Linked DNA regions of Homo sapiens: region 2 is linked to region 1. Evidence: read pairs that join two places in POLR2A ChIA-PET (ENCODE). Cell type or tissue: CD4-positive, alpha-beta T cell. All regions are shown on one strand. Links, peaks and the distances in the headings refer to the core of each region. The heading gives the core; the rest is flanking DNA. Region 1 has its middle 70 kb from the start of RIPOR2. Region 2 overlaps RIPOR2 (RHO family interacting cell polarization regulator 2).

Region 1 (5,385 bases), core at 78-5,077:
TGCTCCCTTTCATATCTGAAATCTCTTATTGTATTGGTGTCCTATTGCTACTGTAACAAATTACCCAAAATATAGTGGCTTAAAACAGTGTAATTTTATTATGTTTTATAGGCCAGAAGTCCAAGTCTTATAGGCCAGAAGTCCAAAATGGATCTTACAAGGCTTAACTCAAAGGCTGCATTCCCCTCAAGGCTTGGAGCCTGTTTCCTTGCCTTTTCCAGCTTCTAGAGCCACCTTCGCTTGTGGCCACAGCATTTCAGCCTTTGCCACTGTCCTCACATCTCTTTCTCTGACTGACCCCTCTTATGGGGACCCTTTTGAGTACATCAGGCCCTCCTGCATGATCCAGGGCCATCTCCCCATCTCAAGACCCTTAACTTAGCTGGGCACGGTGGCTCACGCCTGTAATCCCAGCACTTTGGGAGGCCGAGGCGGGTGTCTCACGAGGTCAGGAGTTCGAGATCAGCTTGACCAACATGGTTGAAAAAAAAAATGCTTAACTTAATTATATCTGCAAAGTCCCTTTCACCATGCAGTTCTAGAGACTAGCATGTGGATGTGTTTGGGGGACCATCATTCAGCTACCATGCTTGTCTTGGCATCACAGTAAAACATGAGGCAGATTCTTACTACTGATTTTAATAAAAATAGTTTTAAAATATTTTTAAAAAATAAAAATAAGGCAGAAACAGTTCCATTTGACATTTTCATTGGAGGTATTTCCAGTGTTTCCAGCATTGGTTGCCTGGGATGATGCCACTAAACATGATAGGAAATAGAGGTCGGGGGCAAACTAGGGGTGAGGGCAGGTGGGGCTACAGCATGCTTATTTGTTGGTATGTTGTGTTTGAGGTCCCTCCCGGATATCAATGTAGAAATGTCTACAGCAGTTGGAAGAACAGCTCTGGGGCCGGGGAGAAAAGCCTGGGCATGGATGTAAATGTGGAGTTATTGACAGAGATGATACAGTTGAAGCCATGGGGGTGCCTAAGATCACCGAGAAGGAAGATGGGGAGGGCAGGAAGGAAGGGCCAAGAGTGCAAGGTGTCTGGGGAAGAAGAATAAGGTCAGAGAGCACAGGACTTTTAGAGAGGCCAAAGGAAAATGAAGTAACAATTATAAAGATAATAATTGCCTGCATATTGGTAAAGTGAAACTTCATTTGATCATATCTTGCTTATTATGTACATAGGGAAAACCCACTCATTTTATTTATGGTAACATTTTTCAGTATGTCACATTCACAAAATTGACCAAGTGAGGATTTGTCATAGTATTGAGCGCCCGTGGTGGAGCAGGCAGTGTCAGTGATGAGAATGTGAAAATGAATCAGCAGGTCCTTTGTGCTCACTTCTTCAACCCACAGGATAAGACCAACAATATCAGAGAAGTTACCTCCTCTGAGAAGCAGGCCACTACTCAGGTGGACTAGAAGATCCAGCTTACCGTGTAGACACAGAATAGCCTCTGTTCATGGTATTTTGCCTTTAATAGGCTTTTCTTTATCTATTGAAGATATTAAGATACTGGCCATTCTCTCCAGCAGTATTAAGAAGACTAATAATAATAATAACAAAAGTCCATGTCACCATAGCCAAAACAGAAAACAGAGCAGAAACTTGGTGAAGTTAATCAAATAATTGCTGCAGGCCCTTGGTTATGGAGAACTCTCCCTGCTTTTGGTTGAGCAAGAGACCCTCCCAGAGCCTGGCACTGGGATTCCCACAGCGTTCCATTCCAGAGCCACAGGGTCCCAGCAGGCACACCACACAGCATTTGAGTTCCAGCTCCTCTAGGCTTTCAGCCATGGCACAGTTTGTTTGTTTTTCCCCAAAGCAAAGTGCTGCCTGGCAGCTGAAAAGAGTGCATGTTTCCTCTTTCTCAACCTGGCTTCTTATATAGCTGTGCTATATTTGGCAGCTCAGTCTTACTTCCTATTCCAAATGCTTCCTCTTCCTGTGGGGAGAATTCTCAGAACTCTCGTGGCTCTGGTAGGTGTTATCAAAAACTTGTGCAAGGCCACTTGGTGGTACAGTCCGTACTCCACAGAGCCACCTCCCAGCTCAGTGACTCACCTGTGCCTGGAGGACACAGGGGATGAACTCTTCAAAAAAAGAACAGAGAGTTCCAGGACACCTTTCACTTGAATTGTGATGAAGGTTTAATAATGAACAAAAGCAGAGGGAGATTGGAATTTGTGGGGGTGAGGTGGCAAGAGAGATTTGAAAAGACAGATGAGACTTTAAGGCCTGAAGACAAATACAATTTATTCCTCAAAGAAAAAGTAGTAATTATTTGTTTGAGATCTATCTTCCCCTGTAGACTATAAGAATCATGAGAACCATGAGAGGCCATGCCATTTTTTGTGCATTGTTTTAACTCTAGTAAAGTGCTGGCTGGTATTATAGTAGGTGCTCAATTAATGTTTATTGAACAAATGAATAAACGAATGAATGAAGGCAGAAAGAGGCATGAGCATTGAAAAGTAATCCTTTAAAAACATGTGTTGGTATATGGAAAGAGAAAGAAAAACTGTATACATGTTAACAGTATTTATTTCTGAGTGGAGGGATTAGAGAGTATTCTAATTGTTTTCCTTTTATGATTTTCTGTTGTAGTCTCATTTTCCTATAATGATTTCTCATGCCTGTTTAACAGAAATATTTTAAAGTAAGGATTCAAAATTTAAAAAGCCTGGAAGGAAATATATAAACCTTAGAGCAGCTTTTGTGCTGGGCATAGAATTGTAGAGTTTTATTTTATTTTCTGAATGTTCTATTGCTTTCATCATCTGAGAACACTTTTGAAACGAACAAGTTAGTGAGTCACCATGGCAGGAGAGCACTATTGTAGGAGGGCTGGGATCCCAGAGCTCAGTGATCATGAAGAAAATGTCAAGTTAAACAGGAGAAGAAGGTGATGTATATAATGGCATATCTTTTGATCGGTAAATGTATATATATATATATATATATATATATATATATATATATATATATATCTCCATAGGGATTTTATTTTTGAAACACCCCTTGGAAATACCTGCCACATTCACCAGAAGCTAAATAGGTCCTGCATAATTTCTTCATTCCCACTTGTGAGAGACTATGTCTCTGACTTTGTTCACAGTTAAGGATAATTTTTTTTCATTGACTAAGATGAGACATAGATTTCTTATGCTTCTTTCAAATGAAAACTTATAAATACCGGCTATTTAGGGATATTTTACAATTGCACAGGTAGGAAAATCAGAACACAAAATATCATTGTTGTATAGATGCTCTGCAGGTCTGTGCAGGTCGCTCTATGACACTTATGGATTAATGGGGAGTTTTGTCTGGTAAATTGATTTGTAATCTGCTGGAGAAACATTTTGAGCTGTATTTGGTTTGATTAAGGTGGAACCTAGTCTAAATCTACGGACAACCCGGTCAGAGTCAGCCTCGTAGATGAAAACCCCAGGGCCTCCTTCAACCTCTGGTGACCACAACAGTGTGAAGTGTTACTGCAGGAGTAGCCACTCCAATCCTGTTAGCTCTGCCAGATAGGGAAATAGGCAGAGAAATTCTCCTGGTGCAAAGCTATCAGCTGTAGCTTAAGGGTGAAAGAATTCACTAATTAATACCATGATGTTGGGGGTAATAGAATGGATGACACAGCAGAGTGTGTGTGTGTGTGTGTGTGTGTGTGTGTGTGTGTGTGTGTGTGTAGCCTATTTGAATACATTTGGGGTACTAGCTTTTGATTCAGATCATAACATATTTGGATGGTTGGAATTAAAACAATGGGGAATTAAAATGTGAGAATACTAAAGTACCTTAAGGAAGGAACTGGAAAAATGTTTGTCTCCCTTCAAAGACAGCAGATTTACATGCACACACGTGCGCATGCACACATACATACAAACACACACACACACAAACTAGATGCCAGTAAAACAAAACAAAACAAAACAAAAAAATGGCATGGCTTCTCTCCAAAAACAACCCATACAAACTCTAAAAGGGCATCCTTCAGTTTTCTGCCTCCAGTTCGGGACAAATAGTCCCTCAGCAGCCCCTTGCATAATGGGATCTCTCTGATTGGCCTGCTGAGCAGGGATCCCTGGCTTCTTGAGTCCTGATGCTGGCTACTGTCAAATCAGTGCTGTTTGCAGGCACTCATCTCCCTTCTTGGCAGGAGAAAACCTGGAGAGGAGGCGACAAGGTGGAGAAAAATCCAGTACAGGGGGTGAATGGTGAACATAAAGGAGAAGCTGTTACCCTCTCCAGGCCAAGGAGAACTGCTGTGGAAATGCTACACTGTGACCAAGCAGTAGGGATTATGAGGTATACAGAGACTTTTTTTAACTTGCATCTGATTGTGTGATATTTAGTTACATGACTTTGGTGGTCTAAAGCCTGTCTGTGCCTTGTTCTTTTTTTCCATATCCATCATTCAACAATCGGATCCTATGAGTTATTCCATTTTAATTTCCATCTTTCACTGAGTTTGGGTATCATTGTGGTTGTTAGGTATTTTAGCCAGATTTAGTGCTTTTTTGAGGTATTCAGAAACTGTCTATAAGTCTCAGGAAGTTGAGACAATGAACATGTCACAACCATAATATCCCTTGGTTTGTTTCTACTCAGTTACTCCTTTTCACTGTGGGCTGCTCAAATCCCCTCCAGATGCACTATTGTGTGTTTAGGACATATAAAATACCACTAGAGCTGCTTCCATTTGTACTTTATTCACACAGTGACATGACAAATGAAAGAAGAGTGGTAAATGGTCATAACTGAACTGGGGTCAGATTTATTAGACTATTTTTAACATACGAATTCAAAAATACTATTTGAACAAGTAAGTATCTGAAGTTTGCACTTACCTGTTGGAAAAGCTAAGACTGGAACGCATTCTACTGAAAATATAAAAAAGTTAGGCTTGGAATAAGAGGTAATGCTACCTTTAAAGGAGATTTTAGGCCAGGCATGGTGGCTCATGTTTGTAATGCCAGCACTTTGGGAGGCCAAGGTGGGCAGATAGCTTGAGCCCAGAAGGTGGAGACCAGACTGGGCAACATAGTAAGACCCCGTCTCCACCAAAAAATAGAAAAATTACCCAGGTGTGGTGGTGCACGCATGTAGTCCCAGCTACTTGGGAGGCTGAGGTGCAAGGATCACTTGAGCCCAGGGAGGTTGAGGCTACACTGAGCCATGACTGCGCCACTGCACTCCAGTCTGGGCAACAGAATGAGATCCTGTCTCGAAAAGAAGAAAAAGGAGATGATAATAATAATAATAATAATAATAATAATAATAATAATAATGTGTTAATTCTGAAAAACTGATAATTCATGTAGACCTCTTTCAAAGAGGAAAGAGTTAAATAAAAATAAATCTT
Region 2 (5,385 bases), core at 246-5,245, 170 kb after region 1:
TGGGAAGCCAAGGCCAGAGGACTGCTTGAACTCAGTAGTTCAAGACCAGCCTGGGAAACATGGCAAAATGCCATCTCTACTAAAAATACAAAAGTTAGTTGGGTGTGGTGGTGCACACCTGTAGTCCCAGCTATGCGGGAGGCTGAGGTGGGAGGATTGCTTGAACCCAGGATGTCAAGGTGAGCTGAGATTGTACCACAGCACTCCAGCCTGGGCAACAGAGCGAGACCTTCTCTCAAATAAATAAATAAGGCCGGGAGTGGTGGCTCACTCCTGTAATCCCAGCACTTTGGGAAGCTGGAGGGTGAATCACTTGAGGTCAGAGTTCGAGACCAGCCTGATCAACATGGTGAAACCCCGTCTCTACTAAAAATACAAAAATTAGCCAGGCATGGTGGTGTACGCCTGTAGTCCTAGTTACTCAGGAGGCTGAGGTGGGAGAATGGCTTGAACCTGGGAGGTGGAGGTTGCAGTGAGTTGAGATCGAGCCACTGCACTCCAACCTGGGTGGCAGTGCGAGACTCCGTCTCAAAAAAAATAATAAAAATAAATTGTTCTGCCTTAATATTTTTTAGCTTGATAGAATTTGTGAAATACTTCTTATCCAAAAATTTTTCTGCATACTTGTTACCTTAAGCTGTTACAGGATGTAGCAAAGTCAGGCATCAATCTAAACTTTTTTTCTTCTTGCTATAAGAAACATTTTAACAAAAAAATATCACAAGCACAGGTTTTATAAATGTTATACATCATTGATATTAAATATGTCTAATTTGATCAATCTTATTATATGTCATCAGAAGTATTAGGGAAGAGAGAGAGACAGAGAGAGAGAGAGAGTGTGTGTGTGTGTGTGTGTGTATTTTAAATATGTATTGGCTGCTATGTGTGGACTGCCCAGACACAAACTGAGTGTTTTCCCCTTGGAGTCAAATGTGAATCAGAATCAGAATAAAGCATTCAAAGCCTCTAAGCTCTGGTGCTAATCTTTTTAAATTGTGGACACCAGAGAGTGTGAGGCTAGAAGCCCAAATCTTCCCTGTCCCGTCTAGCTGTGTGAACCAGGACACTCAAAATCTCTGCTAATCATGTGAAACAAGACCACTATTGCCACCCTCCCTAGTACGCAGGTTTAGTTTATGAATAAAATTAGATAATCAATGCAAGAGATTTTTTTAAATGTAGGTGCCTACCATGATATAACTTCATACAGTTCAACAAGGGGGTTTAAACAAAACGTCAGAGGCAGAACTAAGCGATTCCTCTGAATATTCAAACACCCTTTTTAACTTTTGTCCAGAGTAGAACATCATGTCTCTCTTCTTGGCAGCTTTCCTTTTTCCTTTTATTCAAGTAGCAGTTGATCTGAGGCCAGGAAAAAACCTTGGCAGATTATTTCTTAATGGTATTGCCTTTGGGAAACCACAAATATAGAGGACAATTTAATTCCAGAAAATTTGGCAGATCACCCTGTCAACAGAGCAGGAAAGTGCAACACATTCAAAATGAGGGCATGTTTCAAAGACTTCTGGGTGAAACTACTTCATAAGTGGTTCATTAGGCTTAAAAAGTAGAGAAAGAACTTTGAAAGCAATTTGTTTGCATGTCCTTTTAACACTAGGCAATTTGGTGACCAGGCTGAATTAAGTAATTTTTTAAAGGTGTCTCTATTTTTCAAGATAGGCAAGTGAAAGACTGTTTTCAGTGGGTGCTGTTGGGGCCCGATGCAAACCATGTGGACTTGACCTGTGGTTTGTGCACAGAAAAAGAATAGCTAATGTTTTGCCCACCTTCAATAGTTACAGGTCGGTTCACCCAGAAGCCAGGGGGCATCTCAGTGAAGCGCTCACTGAAGACACAGGAGTTGGGACCAGTGTGGCAGGAAGTCCTCTCCCACTGACCACAGGCAACGAGAGCCTGGACATCACCATCGTCAGGCACCTCCAGTACTGCACCCAACTCGTGCAGGTAGGATCAGCGATGAATTTGTGTTTGAGATGCCAGGTGATTTACATACCAGGAAGTGTGCTTTCATTTTTTAGTGTTGCCAGGGAAATGAGAATTCAGGAATAAGAGAACAGTCTTGCTGTGGTTTGAGCCAAGTCAAAAACTCTGATGGGCCTGCCCATCCCTCTACAACCTTGGGTTTTTCATCTTCGAACCTAACTCTCCAGACCTTCACAGTAGTAGGTGGCATATGGTTAGCTCTCACTTTTGACTCATTTGGTAGTACCTGAGAATAATGTGATTAAGGGGGTGGGGGGAAGCCATTTGTATTCCACCATCTGCAATGGAGTTTGAAAGCCAGTAGTGCTGAATATATATTAACATGAATGTCAAATGAATTAGTTTTTCACCACCTGGATAGCTAAAAGAAAGTGTTAAAGAATCTAACCACAGTCTCCTGGACCTTGAATAAGTAATTCTTATTAGCAATGCTAAGATATAATTCTCTAGGCCATCATCATCACCATTTAGCTCTCATTCTGGGACACCACAGAGCTAATTTTCCTTCTCATCTCAAGCTGTTTACCACTTAAGGTTTTTCAACAGTGGAGCAAAATGTTCTTAAATTCTTTTGTTGCAGGAAGGGTTTCAGCTGTCTTGAACAAAGCATTTTTCCTCAAGCATCTACTTAAGAGCTTTCTCCTTGCCTGGTTGCTTTTCTTCTAATATCATTCTTCTCCCAGCTTGCTTGGGTGTATGTGGAACAGGAAGAGAATGCAGAAGCTAATAAAATGGTTCCAGACCAGGCGCAGTGACTCAGGCCCATAGTCCCAGCACTTTGGGAGGTCAAAGCAGGAAGATTGTTTGAGCCCAGGAGTTTGAGACCAGCCTGGTCAACAGAGTGAAACCTCATCTCTACAAAAGATACAAAAATTAGTCAGGTGTGGTGGCACAGGCCTATGGTCCCAGCTACTCAGGAGGCGGAGGTGGGAGGATTGCTTGAGCCTAGGAGGCAGAGGTTGCAGTGAGCTGTGATGGCACCACTGCGCTCCAGCCTGGGTGACAATGGTTCTACTCCTTTCTGTGTCTCTCAGAGACCTGTCTCGATCACCTGGTAGGCATAGATGCAGAACGCAGACCTGTACTACCATGCTGAATTGTCTAAAGTATTTGGACTCTAAAACAAATAGGATTTTCAAACCCAGCACTTTGGGAGGCCAAGGCCTCATTAAAAAAAGAAAAGAAAAGAAAAAGTGTCAAGGGGATCAGCCAAGCAGGAAGGGTGCAGAAGGAGGAGGAATGGTAACCCAAGAGCACAGAACCTGTTGGAAGACAAGAGTCAGGGTGAGGAGCTAGGGGTCCCTCGGGAGCCCAGCAGAGGGGCAGTGTTGCCTCCTTGGTAACAGACATGTGATGAGATGTAGGAGAATATGCTTCTCCACCATAGATGAAGAGCATCAGAGAAGCCTCAGACAACTGTGTGCTGTGGGAGACTGGTTGGCAATTATAACTCCTGCCACTTGGTTAGCCAACACTTAGTTGAACTCTTCTGTTGAGTTTTGAGGTCAAAAACCACAAAGGTCTCACAAACCATGAGACTGATAACCAATCTGGTAGAATGTGCAGTTTTTTTTTTTTCTGATCAAAACAGACAGGGATTTTTATTTATGTATGACTATTTTCTACTCACCAACCATTTGAACGAGACAGCTCTTTGTCCTTGCTGAGCCTGATACTATGCCAAGCAAACCACTTGTTTCTCTTTTAGAGAATAATAGCTATTTTGTGAGACATAAGAGAATTCTTATCTTTGAAGGAGTGACTGTTTTCTCGCAAAGACTAATTGGCATGCTTTTAGTGCAAGCAGTCAATGCAGTGTTTCTCTCGGTAATAAGGCCATGATTATAACAATTCATCCTTTCTGTGGGGATGAGCAATGGTACAAAAACAGAAGAGGTGGATACAAAGATGTAGATTGAAGGAATGAGATTTAGAAACTTACCTTCTGGCTTGCGTTGATTCATGTGTGAGCTTACTTATTAGTTATATAACCACAGAGAGATAAAGATGTGCATTTTCTAAGAATCATAATCACTACAATTATTTTCAAAATAAAGCAGTTCATTGCTATTGTATTTACTCACAGGAAGGGTGTTAGTACATAATTGCTGCACTAGACTTTGTTTTGTTTTTTTGTTGTTGTTGTTTTTGTTTTTGTTTTTTTTGAGACAATCTCACTCTGTCACCCAGGATGGAGTGCAGTGGCACAATCTTGGCTCACTGCAGCCTCCGCCTCCAGGGTTCAAGCGACTCTCCTGCCTCAGCCTCCTGAGTAGCTTAGACTACAGGCCTGCACCACCACGCCTGGCTAATTTTTGTATATTTAGTAGAGATGGGGTTTCGTCATGTTGGCCAGGATGGTCTCAATCTCCTGACCTCGTGATCTGCCTGCCTCAGCCTCCCAAAGTGCTGGGTTTGAAAATCCTATTTGTTTTAGAGTCCCAATACTTTAAACAATTCAGCATAGTAGTACAGGTCTGTGTTCTGCATCTATGGCTACCAGGTGATTGAGACAGGTCTCTGAGACACAGAAAGGAGTAGAACCATTGGGCAGCAAATGACTTATATCCTTTCTTCTCTTAGGTCTTCTCATTCTTGTGAACTGCACACAAATAAACCCACTTACAACTTATGTGACCTTGGGCAGGTTACTTAACCTCTCTGTGCCTCAATTTTCTCATCAGTAAAATGGGGATATCAATAAGACCCGCCTCATTGGGTTGTTTTGAGAAATAACATAAGCTAACACTTATACAGAACTCAGACCAGTGCCTGGCACATAGTGAGCACTCATTTGTTATCAAGAGACAGCTCTGATTGTAATTCTCATTATTATTTAACCTGCTCTTAACTTTCAGCTTGAACACACACACAAAAATAAAACCATGCTGTGAAAAATTACTGCATTTGTAAGACAAATCTATTTCTGCTTACACACCAAGACACAGCCTAAACTGCCCCTCACGTTTCAAAGGGGAAGATCAGATTCACAATACATAAAAGGGAAAGCAGCTTTATAATAACCTTGTAGACCTACTACTGAGAAAGTTCCAGAATTTATGCACACACGAAGAAATGCAAAGCAACAAAAACATGCCTGATTTCATCAGATGTTGTAACTGGCATGGAATGAGGATCATTATCGAGCTGGAAGAAAAACATCGCATGAGTTTATTTAGTATCATCACCACATTCAGGAAGGATGAGGCTGGGTAGAGAAAGCTCTACTGAAAACAACATAATTGAAACAGGAGTTTTGTTTGTTTTACCAGCAAATTGTTTTCTCAAGCAAAACCCCATTTGTGGCAAGAAGTCTCTTAGAGAAGCTTTCTAGGCAGATCCAAGTGATGGAGAAACTCGCAGCTGTCAGTGATGAGA

Evidence for each region. ChIA-PET counts read pairs that join two places held together with the same protein. Peaks named below come from ENCODE experiments on the same cell type or tissue, not always from the same donor. Only the 100,000 strongest peaks of a DNase experiment are listed, where the experiment ranks them.
Region 2: POLR2A ChIA-PET joins it to region 1 with 5 read pairs; 8 of 35 experiments call an interaction of 5 or more read pairs at or near these places.

Annotation. Positions count from the first base shown.
Region 1 is chr6:25,003,311-25,008,695 of GRCh38, reverse strand. It overlaps a transcript of RIPOR2 not described here. Among named protein-coding and RNA genes, the nearest start is that of RIPOR2, 70 kb to the right of the region's middle. In CD4-positive, alpha-beta T cell, for the core only: no CTCF peak of the experiment used is centred there; DNase peaks (open chromatin) are centred at 1,305 and 1,955; H3K4me3 peaks cover 797 bases; H3K27ac peaks cover 2,654 bases.
Region 2 is chr6:24,832,286-24,837,670 of GRCh38, reverse strand. RIPOR2 (RHO family interacting cell polarization regulator 2) reads left to right here. Exons shown (of 22, transcript NM_001286445.3): 15 at 1,800-1,968; 16 at 5,280-5,385. Among named protein-coding and RNA genes, the nearest start is that of ARMH2, 36 kb to the right of the region's middle. In CD4-positive, alpha-beta T cell, for the core only: no CTCF peak of the experiment used is centred there; no DNase peak of the experiment used is centred there; H3K27ac peaks cover 321 bases.